Linked DNA regions of Homo sapiens: region 1 is linked to region 2. The links are chromatin contacts, found by Hi-C or POLR2A ChIA-PET in ENCODE. All regions are on one chromosome and are shown on one strand. Each heading gives the region's core, a stretch centred on a gene start or an enhancer-like site at or near the end of the contact. The rest is flanking DNA. Distances are from core to core; before and after follow the strand shown. Region 1 overlaps RGS6 (regulator of G protein signaling 6). Region 2 overlaps DPF3 (double PHD fingers 3).

Evidence for each region. Hi-C counts contacts between places; a loop is a spot of excess contacts on that map. ChIA-PET counts read pairs that join two places held with the same protein, here RNA polymerase II (POLR2A). Pooled maps may share reads with other maps.
Region 1: a loop to region 2 is called in a map with no recorded cell type, with 2.5 times the contacts of the local background. The contact joins two enhancer-like sites. A Hi-C loop is called at or near these places in 8 of 168 maps with a recorded cell type or tissue (B cell, GM12878, IMR-90 and 5 more), 22 of 37 single-sample maps with no recorded cell type and 20 of 50 pooled maps. POLR2A ChIA-PET finds 5 or more read pairs at or near these places in 4 of 52 experiments (Caco-2, WTC11, activated B cell and 1 more).

Annotation. Positions count from the first base shown.
Region 1 is chr14:72,518,957-72,525,274 of GRCh38, forward strand. The region is part of intron 15 of RGS6 (regulator of G protein signaling 6); the gene reads left to right. Among named protein-coding and RNA genes, the nearest start is that of MIR7843, 5.3 kb to the left of the region's middle. RefSeq lists enhancers at 1-62, 533-682, 773-862. Within about 2 kb of position 4,600, at least 2 of the 41 ENCODE cell types and tissues checked have a DNase peak (open chromatin) inside an H3K27ac peak, as active enhancers do.
Region 2 is chr14:72,711,889-72,718,354 of GRCh38, forward strand. DPF3 (double PHD fingers 3) reads right to left here. Exons shown (of 11, transcript NM_001280542.3): 6 at 2,535-2,613. Among named protein-coding and RNA genes, the nearest start is that of DPF3, 180 kb to the right of the region's middle. Within about 2 kb of position 3,708, at least 11 of the 41 ENCODE cell types and tissues checked have a DNase peak (open chromatin) inside an H3K27ac peak, as active enhancers do.

The DNA of each region.
Region 1 (6,318 bases), core at 3,350-5,849, 190 kb before region 2:
AGTGATCTCCAGCTCTGCAGTGAATATTTTTTAAGCACATCTATATTCCAGGCTCTGCGCTATGTGATAAGATACCACAAAGAACAGGCAAAACCCCTGTTCTCACCGAGGTTGAGTGGGAGACAGACAAGTAAATGGGCAACTTCAACAGTGTGAAAAGTGCCCCAAATGGGTGAACCCTAGGTTAAAGCAAGCCTGCAGGAGGGACTCCCAACCCTGTAGGACACAATTAAGATGCTCACAGATGCTAGTGATGCTGGCTAAAGAAACAGGAACCACCCTAACCAGCAGACTAAATTTTGACGGCTGGGAGGTGCCATTTCTAAAAATAAGCATTGGGTTGGTTTCTTACTTCCTGGCCCCTAATTTCTATTTCCTGTCACCATCCCACACCCAGTGACAGGGCTTAAGATTTTGCTTATCTCCTTGACCCCACTTACTTCTCTCACCTCTGGGGCCCCCAGTAGAGAATTTGGGTGGTTTGCCCCTTGCAGACATTATTATCTGATTTAGGAAACTCAGTGTAGCTGCACCAATGCAAATAATGGCATGAGAACAGTGTCCCTTATCATCCAGAATTACCTTGTCATTTGCTCAGAACTTCAAGATGGAAACACCTACCAACCTCAACACCATAACTATCTACTTCTCTCCCCCTGGTCACGAGCTCCATCAAATGCCTGTGCCAATCACGAAATCATGACTCCTTCATATACCCCTTGCAGCTTCAAAGCAGAATGTTTGAGTCATGAGAGCTCTTTGCTGAGATATTTTTGCTTATGTGTATGTACGTATGCTTTCAAGCACCATATTGACATGGCCAGAGAGGAGAGTGACAGGGGAGTTCCGTGGGGGTTCCCTGCATGAACAAGCTGAAGCTCAAACTCCAATATTTATGAAACACAAGAAGAGGGATACTGGTCAAAACCTTGATGCATCTAGCACAGTATTAACACTCCAAGCATGACATCAGGAGGGATTTATTTTAATTTTTTATTATGAAAACTTTTAACACTTGGAAAAGTGGAAACAGCAAAACAGCAAACATTTATAGACCCTCATCCAGCCTCAAAAATCATCAGTACACGTCTGATCTTGCTTTATCTCTAGCCCCATCTACTTTTTCACCTGCCACCAGGTTACTTTACAACAAATCCAAGATGTTGCATCATTTCATCTGTAAACTTAGATATGTATCTCTAAAAAAAAGATCCTTTTGTTTTAATATTGCCACAATATCCTTTATCTCCCTCCCTTCCTCACATCCCCTTGCAATTTATTTGATGAAGGATTTAGATCCTTTGTCCTGTAAAGAGTTCCAAGCTCTGGATTTTTCTGATTGCAGCCCTGTGGTGCTATTTAGCATGTTCTTCTATCATCTCTCTTTCCTATAAATTCGTTTTATAAGATATTTAATCAGATTTAGGTTTGATTTTTATGGACAAAACCACTTCATGGATTGTGTGGTGCTCTCCTATCAGAAGGCACATGTCTAGCCACCTCTCTTTTTGACCTTTTTGCAGATATTGATGTCTATCGCTTATATCCATTAGTTAATTAGAGGTTACAAAACAACAACGTACTAATTTTATTCTTTCTTCACTTATTAGCTGGAATACTTTCATAAAGAGAAACTTCCCTCCACCACTATGGTATTAACTAGCAGTACAATTCACATAAGAAAAGCAGGATAAATATTTGATTCTCTCCCTTCATTTGCCAGTTTTCAAAATGAGTGGTTTGCTATTATCTTCCTATGGTAAACATTAGGGTCTATTTTGGTTTTACTATCTTTGTAAACTCATGAGTTTAAACATATATGCTATGTTTTAATCCATTTTGCTGATTACTTTTATTGATGCTTGGATTGGGCCATCTCTGGCCAGTTGGCTCTTTCTGACACAGCCCTAAGAGTGATCTTTGACATCATCCAAATAGCAGGGAAGCTAAGATATTCCAGTCTTTGCCCTTACCCAGAATAAGCTGTTTCTCCAAGGATCCCTGATTCCTCTTAGTGAGAAATGGTATTTAGAGACTAAAATCTAGGCACTTAGAGTGTTTCATTGTTCCTGGATTGTTTATCATTTCCAGCCCTTTTCAGTCGACAGAGCTAGGAAATGTGTTGCTGTTTATAATAAAAATACATCCTGAGTTCATACTGATACTTTTAATTCAAATTCTGACCTACAGGGGATTTTATTTAACCGCTTGTTTCTTACACCTGTGCCTCTTTTCTCTATGCTGACAATCCTGACTTTCAAGGGCACTGGATGATAGCATAATTACTCATTTGCTTTATACTACACAGAGCAGTCTCTAAACCACAATGCTAAAAATACAGCAACAGTATGATTATCGCCTGGTTCTTTAATTGTTGCATAGTATTCCGTTGTGTGGAGGCACCATAGTTTAGTCAACCAGTCCTCTCTTCTTGGACATTTATGTTGTCTCTACTTCAAGAAAGTTTTGATGGAAGAAGTGGGGAAGTCAGCCTAACGAAGGTTACATATTGACAAGTATCTCAATATCCAACCTACAGTGCTCTACCATTTTCCAAGTACTTCTAAATACATTCTATCTAATTTCTACAGCAATCTAGACTAGACATGAGGATGTCTTAAGCATCCCCATCTTCTTCATTATCTGCTAGGATTAGTCTCCCATGAATTCAAATAAAACACTCTTCCTAAGCCAATCCCTATTTTCAGACCAATTTCCTATTGCTTCTGAAGTGTATTTCCACCATAAATATACAAAGTGTTCCTTTCTAGCAGAGTGACCTTGGACAAGTTGCTTAAATTCCCTGAGTCTTCCTTTCCTCATCTGTAGAACAGGGATACAATGGAGCCTACACATAGGGGTGGAATGGGGACCAGGTGAAAGGAAGCATGTCAACCACTAACGATGTCTGGCCCACAATAAGACAGAGTAAATACTACCATCTTATTTTTCTAATGTCACTAATATTCTCTTTTTAAGCCGTAGTGTTTAATGTATTTGGTAAAAATTTTTAAATAATTTCACATAACCTTAGCACCCAGAGATAACCCCTATTTTGGTGTATTTTCTTCCTTGATTTATGTGTGTAGCTACGTGTAAGGTCTGCTCAGGCTGCTACCACAAAATAGCACACACTGGGTGGCTTAAACTACAGAAATTTATCACAGTTCTCGAGACTGACAAATCCAAAATTAAGGTGTCAGCAGATTTGGTTGCTGGTGAGGGCTCACTTCCTGGCTTGCAGGTGGCCGCCTTCTTGCTGTGTCCTTATAACTCTGGTCTCTCTTCCTCTTCTTATAAGAACACTAATCCCGTCATAAGGGCCTCTCTCATGACCTCATTTGAACCTAATTACCTCTCAAAAGACCCACCTCCAAGTACCACCACACTGAGGATCAGGGCTTCAACAATATGAAATTTAGGGAGACACAACATTCATTCCACAACAGGGCGATTTTGCAAATAGCGTGATCCTGTAACCTGCCTTTTACCTAAAACAGGGGTCAGTTAAAAAACTATACTTTTCCTAAAAAGAGCCAGATAGTAGACATTGCAGGCTTTGTGAGTCATGTGGTCTATGTCACAACTATTCGATTCTGCATACAAAAGCAGCTACAATGCAACAACATAGCAATGTAAACAACATAAATGAGGACCTATGGCTGTGTTTATTTATGAACAGTGAAATCCAATTTCATATAATTTTTCACAAAATACAATTCTTCTTTTAGTTTTTTTCAGCCACTTAAAAACATAAAAACTGTTCTTCGCTCATGGGATGTAAAGATCTAGATCACAGGTCTGTATCTGTAGATTTGAATCACAGACTGTAGTTTGTGACCCTGTGCTAAATAAAATCTAGCACATGGTCATGAAAATTATTGAAATGCTTCAAGAAATCCAGAAAGCTACAGGATAGAGGATTGGGCATAAAGGATCTTCAGTTTTTGGGGGAGAGTAAGTTAGAGGAGACTTGGTTTTGACGCAGCCATGGCAACACAGCAATCTGAATTGTGAATGTTTCTACATGAGGATTGAGTGTTGCGGAGCAGAGGTCAGCAGGTGCCAAGAGACTCACACTGCCTTACCTTCCTGGACAGCACTGGCTGCCTGCCCCAGCAAAGTAGGTGCAGTTCAGAAGTTCCCAGGTATAAAAAGGAGGTTAAAATCCTCAGCAGCCCATGACCAGCCAGGACTTGCACTCAGATGTCCTCGCTTGCTGGCCAAGATTCTGCTCAGACCACACTGTCCCTGGATTGTTAGTGCTGAGGGCTTGGTGGTCGCACTGAGACCTGGAGAAGTTCTAGTCCCTAGAGAAAGGCCAAGAGTCTGGGAGTTCCTTCTAGAATTATCCATTTAAGTTCTTTAAACTTTCTCTTCTCGGTTTGCCTCTCTGTTAAATGGGGATGTTAACACCTCAGCCCATGGGGCTCAGGGGCTCTGGGTGGCTTCCTCAGCTGGTCATGATGGTTCTCATAAACCCCCTGCAGTGGTCATATGCTTTAATATTAGTGCTCAGTAGCCTGAGAGAAAGTACAGCCAGATTTATGGATTCACTGGAAGCAGGGACTGGGGGTGGGGTGCAGCCTCTCTCCAATGGGTTTTGTTTCTTATTTGACCACACGCATTGTTAGAGCCAAGTTAATTGCCTGTATTTGCTTCCTGTGGAAATATTTCACAAGACACCCTGTTATCGTGGGCCCAGCATTTGTACTTGTGTTTTGCTGATCCGTTTAGCTTTTTTGAAAATTTTGGGCCAAGACCAAATCTTCCATAAAGGTCTGTGGGCTGTGACCATAGTCCTCAGCTGTTTGCTGTGTTGTTCCAATTTCATAGATTTAGCCTTGTGAGGGGAGAAAAATATATAGGCCATGATTATTTTTTTTTAAGGACTCAGTTCTTTATGCTATGGATTTAATTCTCTGTTCCCAACCATGTGGCCTTAAAGGACCTGCATTGTCACCTGCTTGCTATGTGGTCTGAGGCAAGGGCCTTGACCTTTTGTGCCTTAGTTTCCTCATCTGGGTGATGGGGGTGATGTCTTCTTTACAGCCCGCTAAGGATTTCAGAGAAATCAGATGAGCTAATAGCCCTGAAAAATCTTTGAAAAAGTAAAAAGTGCTATATATTTGTAAGTGTGAACTCACAAAAATTAATGACTTTAGTACTCTCTGGGGTTTCGTAATTCTAAGCTGGATCCAAAAGAAATTCTCTCAAAATATCTGCCCTTAGATGGGAAAAAATGCCAGAAAAGGATGTAAGAACTGAATTTTCAGGTCCTGGAATGCATCCTAAGGAATTTGAGCTTCTCATCCTGAAGACAGTAGCAAAGCATTGCAGGCTTTTACCTGGAAGATGGTGAATCCCATGGTGATGGGCATAGTAGGCTGGAGCCAAGAGAGAGTTCTGAACCCTGGGGCATGTCATATAAAGCTCTGCTGGCAGTTGTTGGTGGAGAGAATTAAACCACAGGAAGTATTGAGAACCTTCAGCTTCCTTGTAGGGCATTTGTCTCTTTCCAAAGCCTTCACAGGCTCTAGATGAGATAGAAATCAAATGCCAGCACAGTGGCTGCCTGGCTTCCATTTTAAATCTCAGAGTACCAAGGATGTTCCAAGGACTATCTCCCTGGATCCATTCAATCATTTGTCCATCTGCCCATACACCCATGTCATGAACATCCATTCTCCCATTCAAGTTGGGAAACCTTGACCCGTGCGGCATAATATTCTGTGCAGAGGGAAATAACATGAGAAATAGGAGGCCCAGATGGCTTTTTTTTTGCCATCAGGCAGAGCTTATCTAAAAGCACATCATTTTCAAACAAAACAAACCAGACCTAAGAAAGCACTTCATTGAGATAGGATTGGATTGGAAATCTGTCCTTTAAGTGGACTGATAGTGGAATAGGACAAGCCAGTCCAGCCCCATTGGCTTTGATCCTTGCAGTTTCCCACCTCACCTTCCTACTCGTCCCAGCCCCACTGCTTTCCTGACCTGTGGTACCTGCTAAGATGCCCCACCCTGCCCTGTACCTGGAGTGTCTGGGCCTTCCAGACCTCTGGATTTGAAAGTTATTTCATGGGAGCAGAAATTTGGTCTTCTTTACCTTTTATAAGTTCCTGCATCACAAAGGTAATGCTGAATGCTGAATGTCAGCTAAATGCTGATAATTCATTCCAGAATTATAACATTTTCAGCTGTGCCTATCAAAGAAGCGGGGGACAATTTGTCCCTTAGCTTTCAACTTTGGAGAGACAACCTTGGGGAGTACACCTAGTAGATAGTCAAGAAAAGCAGGTTAAATTAAATTCCTAC
Region 2 (6,466 bases), core at 2,458-4,957:
GAGATTATTAAAAGCACTCCTTGCCCAGTTTGGGGGTGGTGGGGGTGGGCCTTGTGACCTCTCCAAAGGTCATTTCTATCCCAAAGGATCACATGTCTGAAGGGCACCAGATAAAAATAAAGTCTATTAATCACCGAGCTGCCACACAATTTCCAAAGAGAGCCAGAACAGAGAAGGGCAATCGACGGTGGCCCCTGCTCCACCGAGAGAGGGAGAGGAGGCAGCACGCATGCGGACAGAGCCAAGAAAGCAGCCGCTGAGACTTCCAGAAAGCCTGCCGTCAGGCCTCCCAGGCACTACAGGGCACACAGAAGGTGGGAGAGAGCCTGCGGGGAGGGCATCGAGAGAAGCAAACGTCACTGAGAGTCCCGAAACAAAGCCATGGGGACTCAGGAGACAGTGTGTGATGCAAGCACTTTGCAGAAAGAGGGGTGCCCAGTAAGAGAGGGATGCCCACAAACAGCACTTCATGGAGATGATCCACAAGGAGGCAGAAGTCAGAGGCAAAGGTGGGAGGAGAGGAACTGGGAGGGGATGAAGTCAGAGAAAAGGGCACACAGGTGTGTGTGTCTGGGAGTCCATGGGATTATGATGGGCTGGGAATCCAATGAAAGCTGCAGAGATAGAGCAAAAAGGGATCCCACGGTCTATAGTAGCAGACAATTACATACGAAGATAAAGCATTTTAAAAGAGGAACAAATGGCTGGGTGCAGTGGCTCACACCTGTAATCCCAGCACTTTGGGAGGCTGAGGCAGGAGGATCACTTGAAACCAGGAGTTCAAGACCAGCCTGGGCAAGACCCCATCTCTACAGAAAATTTTAAAAACTTAGCCAAGCATAGTGGCATGGGCCTGTAGTCCTAGCTACTGCGTATGCTGAGGCAGGAGGATGGCTTGAGTCCAGGAGGTCAAGGCTGTAGTGAGCTATAATCCTATGATTGCACCACTGTACTCCAGCCTGGGTGACAACGCAAGAGCGTCTCTTAAAAAATTAAATAAATAAAAATGAATAAACGAAGAATATAGTAGCAATGCCCCAGTTCCAAAGCAGTTGTTGGCATTCTTGATAGATGTGCTGGTCAAGCCAAACACAGCTAGAAAGCCCAAGACGGTCTGAGGGCCCTTCCCAGCCCATGGCTTACAGCCAGTCTCTCAAGGGTCAGCATGCTGGGGCTTCTATGTATCAGAGTGAAACTGAACGCCATGTAGGAAGCAAGACCCAGGCCAAGGCAGGCACCTCCTGGTGCTGCCAAAAGGCATCAGACCCCATGCCCTGCTCCTTCCTCATCCTGGACTAGAACTGCTTTGGGGTGGAGACGTTACCTGCAGGAGTCATCTCAGGAATGGCATCTGCATGGAGTATTAAGCAGCCAAATGGGAGTCATGGAGTTTGAGTTCTTCTAGCAAAATGTTCTCCAACCAGCTGTCACCCCATTGGACACAGAACAACTTTTTGAAATCAAAAGAGGCCAGTGAAGGGGGAGACAAAAGACACCACCCCCAGGGTGCTCCCTGGGCCCCACCCCTACCCCGCCTTGCCAGCTCTCTCCCTGCCTTCAGGGAGACTGCAGACCCTGGCGAGATGGGTGGGACACCCAGAGGGAGACCCGTGCCAGGGTCCAGCCTCGACTGTTTCACTGCCATCCTCGCTGCAGCCTCTTCCCTCCTATGGCGAAGCTCTGCATCCTCAGAGAGGAGAAGACGGCAAGTGAAGATCATTAGGAGTGTGGTGGTGAGGGCTGCCCTCCCATAGAATGAGCAAATGGTACCCGGTACAGTGAGAAGATGACTAGGGCACAGGTTTTCAATCTGCCTCCCAGTGCTCTGCTGTCTGGAGCTGACCACCTCCCTCATCAAGCTGCAGGTTTCCCGAGGTCCACCCACTGCCCTGGCTCCCTGCGACTCCCCTCCCGTGGGCTCCCTAGCTCTGTCTGCACGCCCTAAACTCAGGAGCCAGCCAGGCAGTCGCTTGTCCAAAAGATGTTTCTGAAGCAAGCAAGAAAGGCTGGAGATAGATTGAGGGCCATTTATTAAAGTAAGTCATCGTCATAGAAAGATTCATAACTTGCCCTACCTAGGACAGGAGAGGAAGAGGGAAAGGAAATTAAAGGGAAACAAATGAAAAGCCATGGCGAGCCAAGTACCTTTGTCGGAGGGTTTTGAGTTATGCTTTTGTTTGTAACTCTCTGAAATACAGAAAGAAATAGAGGATGAATCTTAAAGGAGACAGAGCGCGTGAGAGAGAGAGCCGGAGGAGAGCCACACAGGAGGCATGGCAGGAGGTGGGGGTGCAGAACTGAGGGTGGGGGCCACCCCAGCTGGCTTCCCCTCTGCAGAAACCCCCTGGGGCAGCAGAGGCCCAAGGAAGTGGTGACTGCGGTGGAGGCGGCAGGCGAGTAAGCTGGGGTGCAGACAGAGGAAGAGGAGAGCACACACTGAGGTTGGCAGGCGGATGGCCAAGGAAGCACAGGGAAGAGGGGCCCTGGGGGCAGGCGCACAGGGAGGAAGGAAGGTGGGACCGGCCCATACTTACTGTCACAGACGTAAGGTTTGTCGTGGTCTTCCTGAGAGGCGGCGTCGTGCCTCCTCCTGCCCCCTGCAGAGCCGCGAGCCTGGGGAGACATTGGGGTACAGGATGCTTGTTACCATGGTCATCACTACAGCTCCGGAGCATGCGCTCTGCGAGCTCCTTACACCGTCTTCATCCCAACTTTTGTGCCAACACCAGTCCCATCTTACAGGGGAGGAAACTGAGGCCCAGAGAGGTCAGGAGACATGCCCCCAAATCACTCAGTTGCTCACCTGTATCACCTCATTAAATGTTCACAACTCCAAGAGGTGGTTTCTACTAGGGTCCCCATTTTACAAACCAAAGGACTGAAGCCATAGAGAGGTTAAGTAGCTTGCCCAAGGTCGTTCGGCTACTCAGGGCAGCTGTACTGAAAAGCCCTCCTCTACCAAATTCCCACACACTACCGTGCCACTGAGGCCGCTTCCTCCTGCTCCTTAGCCTCCTAGCTTCACTGACACAGCTGAGGTTGACAACCCCAGGCCCCTCAGCAGACCAGCTGATGCACGTATCAGGAGCAAGGCCTGACGGGGGCAAGGCTAGGCTTCTGTGTCCATCCCCGCAGTGTCGCAAGAGCCAGACAGTCCTGACATCCAGGCCCAGTGCACGAGTGTAGCTACAGGGGAGCTCCCGCCACCAGCCCATGCTTGGCCTACTCAGTAGGGGTGGGCTTTGGCTAAGGCCTCCCTGTGTGGTCTGCCTTGGGCCTTCAGCCAGTGACGAAGACCTTGACCCCCATGGTCTCCTGGGCTGGACTTCTGATACCACCACCCTGTGTGAATCTCCCAGGGTGGCGGTGGAATGAGCTCTACCTTCAAGAATCAAAGAGCCCAGTCAGAGAGGTTGCTGGCAGCTCTGCAGCCCCAGGGCGGTGGTGACAAGAACACAGCGAGGTTTATTTTTAAACCTTTGTAAGTCCCACACTGGTCACGTGTATAGCACCCTCGCCTCTCCAGGTCATTCTTTGGTAATGAGTAGCAGTCAACTCCCAACCAAGGAAAGGGCCTGTCGGGGTCTTTGGGGACAGAGAGGAAGGGGCAGCAGGTGAGGAATAAGACCTGGCAGCAGCCTGGGGTGCAGGGGAAATGGGGCAGCCCCTGGGGCCTGGCTTGGAAAAGTGGCCATGGGGACTTGATGGTGGAAAGGCCTTGGATACTCTCACACACACACTCACACTCTGTGCACACACACACTCCATGTACACACTCACCGGGGACTTCACAGTGGAAAGGCCTGTACCCTAGGCCTGCAACACACCCACTCAGAAAACACACCCACTTCCCAATCAACACCACCTGCCAAGCTACCACCTCTGCCACCTCCTCAGCTTGTCTCTCTCCAAAACAAATTCCACTTCCTCCCTCCCTCCCACCAGTCTCCCTCCCCACCCCACCCCTGCAGCGCTGACAGCCAGCAGCCCTCCTCCCCTCGCCCTCATTACTCAGAGTTGACCCCAAGAAGGATCTGTAGGTGCTGGCAGTCACCCCGGGCACTGACAGGCCTCCTGCCTGCCCGCACTGCCGAGGGTGGTCACCCTCAGCTGCCCTCCCCCTCCACACCCCTCTGTGAAGCCAGGGACAGCTTGACATGTAGCCTGCAGCCCTGTCACAGCCGCCTCTGAGCAGGTGAAAGCAAGTCAAGCAGAATGACGAGGCAACAGCAGACTGGGGAAGGGGCTCTGGGAGACTAAAAATACCTCCATGGGGAAGGGGAGGAGTCGAGCAGAACTGGATGTACGAGGGCTTCTGGGGGAGCTGCCAGCAGGAAAGGGAGGGTGCTGTGGGAGCCAGGTTTTCATCTCCTACAGCAGGGCTGACCAGCAGAGTGACTCTGTGCCACACTCGCTTTGCCTCAGTTTCCTCAATTGCAAAATGGGGATCGTGTCTATAGGGCACTTCAGGGGACATGCAAGGGACTCTTCCTGAGGCAGCAGCACTCTTAGGGTCTCTTAGAAGATCTCAGGTTTGGAAACTCAGAATCCTACTTGGCCTTCTCAAATGTCACCTCCTCAGAGAAGCCCTCCCTGACCAACTTACATCCACTCACACCCTCTCCATTGTTTTCTTTCCCCTCCCATTTCATCATGGCACTGAGCGCTGTCTGGCATTAGATTATACCTGTGTTGGTTTACAAGTTGATTTTGTCTCCCCTACATGGAGAGACAAACATGGTGGAGACCATGTTTATTTTGGCCCCCACTAGTCTCAGAACCTGGCACAGGGCCAGCCACATAAGAAGCACTTAATAAACATTCGCCAAATGGATGAATCAATCAGGCAGGCAGCGAGTCAGTCATCTCTGGTTCTTCTCCTTCATTCTCTGTATCCAAATGTTATTGCTTCTTCCTCCAAAGGCCATCTAGGCTTTGCATTTCCTTTCCATTGCACACCCTAATCCAGGAGCTCATCGACTGACCCCTGAGCTGTTCAAAGAACCCACTAAGGGGGATCTACCTCCACATTGCCCCCCTAGTCCACCCTAACGGGGGATCTACCTCCACACTGCCCCCCTAGTCCATCCCAAGGGACTTTCAGACCATTAGACAAAGGGATGAAAGACAGGAGCCCATGGTCATAGGTTCACGCATTCACACGTTCATTCATTCATTGCCATCTACAACCCACTTACACAGCCAGTGGCAACCTAGTGCTGATCCCCTCGGGTTCACCCCATGATTGTGCTCTCCTCTGCCCATGCACATCTGATCCAGGCTTTGCCCTTGCTAACCTCCACTCCTCCAAGAATCTTCCTCTTGCCACACTAAGGAGTGAAAAGAGCATCCGCTTAAAGTCAGATAGACACAGGTTGAAACACCAGCTATGTGTCTTGGGCAAGTTACTTCTCTAACTTTTAGTTTTCTCAACTGTAAAATGAGCACACCAACACCTATATAGCAGAGCTGTTGAGAGAGTTTGAGCTGAGAGTGTGTGAAACCACAGGGGACAGCACTAAGTCCACAGGAAGCACTCAACACATCATTTCCCCCCTCCTTGCCTAGGCTGATCTCTCTCCTCTGAACTCCTGTTGCCTTTGGTTAGTGCACAGTCAGGTGCCTGCTGTTTCTAATGGTATCATGGGTATTAGCATCTTCTTCCCAGTTTGATTCGAAGGTCCTTGAGGGCAAAAATGGCATTCTATACTTTATTATGACCCCCTAACACTTAGCACATAGCGTGCAAAGCTCTTTTGCATATAGTAACTCAGTTAATTCCTACAATAACCCTATGAGTTAGACCAAGCAGTGTTATGATTCCTAGCTGGCCCTTGATGAAGCAGGTTCTCACCTGTCCACAGTCCCAGGGCCAGCAGAAGGAGCAGGACCTAGGTCTCCAGGCTCTGTTATAGAAAGCTTTGAAGGTGACCAGCCAAAGGAAGCCAATCCTTCTTCCCCAAGAACTGCCCACCCTACTTCATTCCTCTCTACCAGTATTCCCACACTGCTGGGCCATGGCAGCCATGAGTGTACCACATGGCCCTGTCCCACTGGCCACAGTTGATTGGCTGGCTCGGGAGTAGTCACCTGATTCAAGCTGGGCCAATCAGATCCTACCTCCAAGGGGTTTGGAATTAGAAAACAGTGACCCTAGCTAGTATAGGCCACTTGAACTGAGGGCCCATACATTCAGGAGCCTTATGGGGCCATGTACACATGGAAGCAGGAAGAATGAAGGAGGGAGAAGTAGAGGCCAGAAACCACCTGGGTTCCTGTTTCCCAATGCTAAGTCCCTGCCATGTTCCTGCTCTTCCTGTGGTTTGGATCTTCAAAGGTTGCTCAAATTTGGGGCAGTGGCCTGGCAGCTTTTCAAATCCTTCCCATTTTTATTGAAGCTGAAAGACCCTTGACTAGGACAGACTCGGTCCCAAGCAGAGAGCTAGATCTTCTATACCAGTTGTTC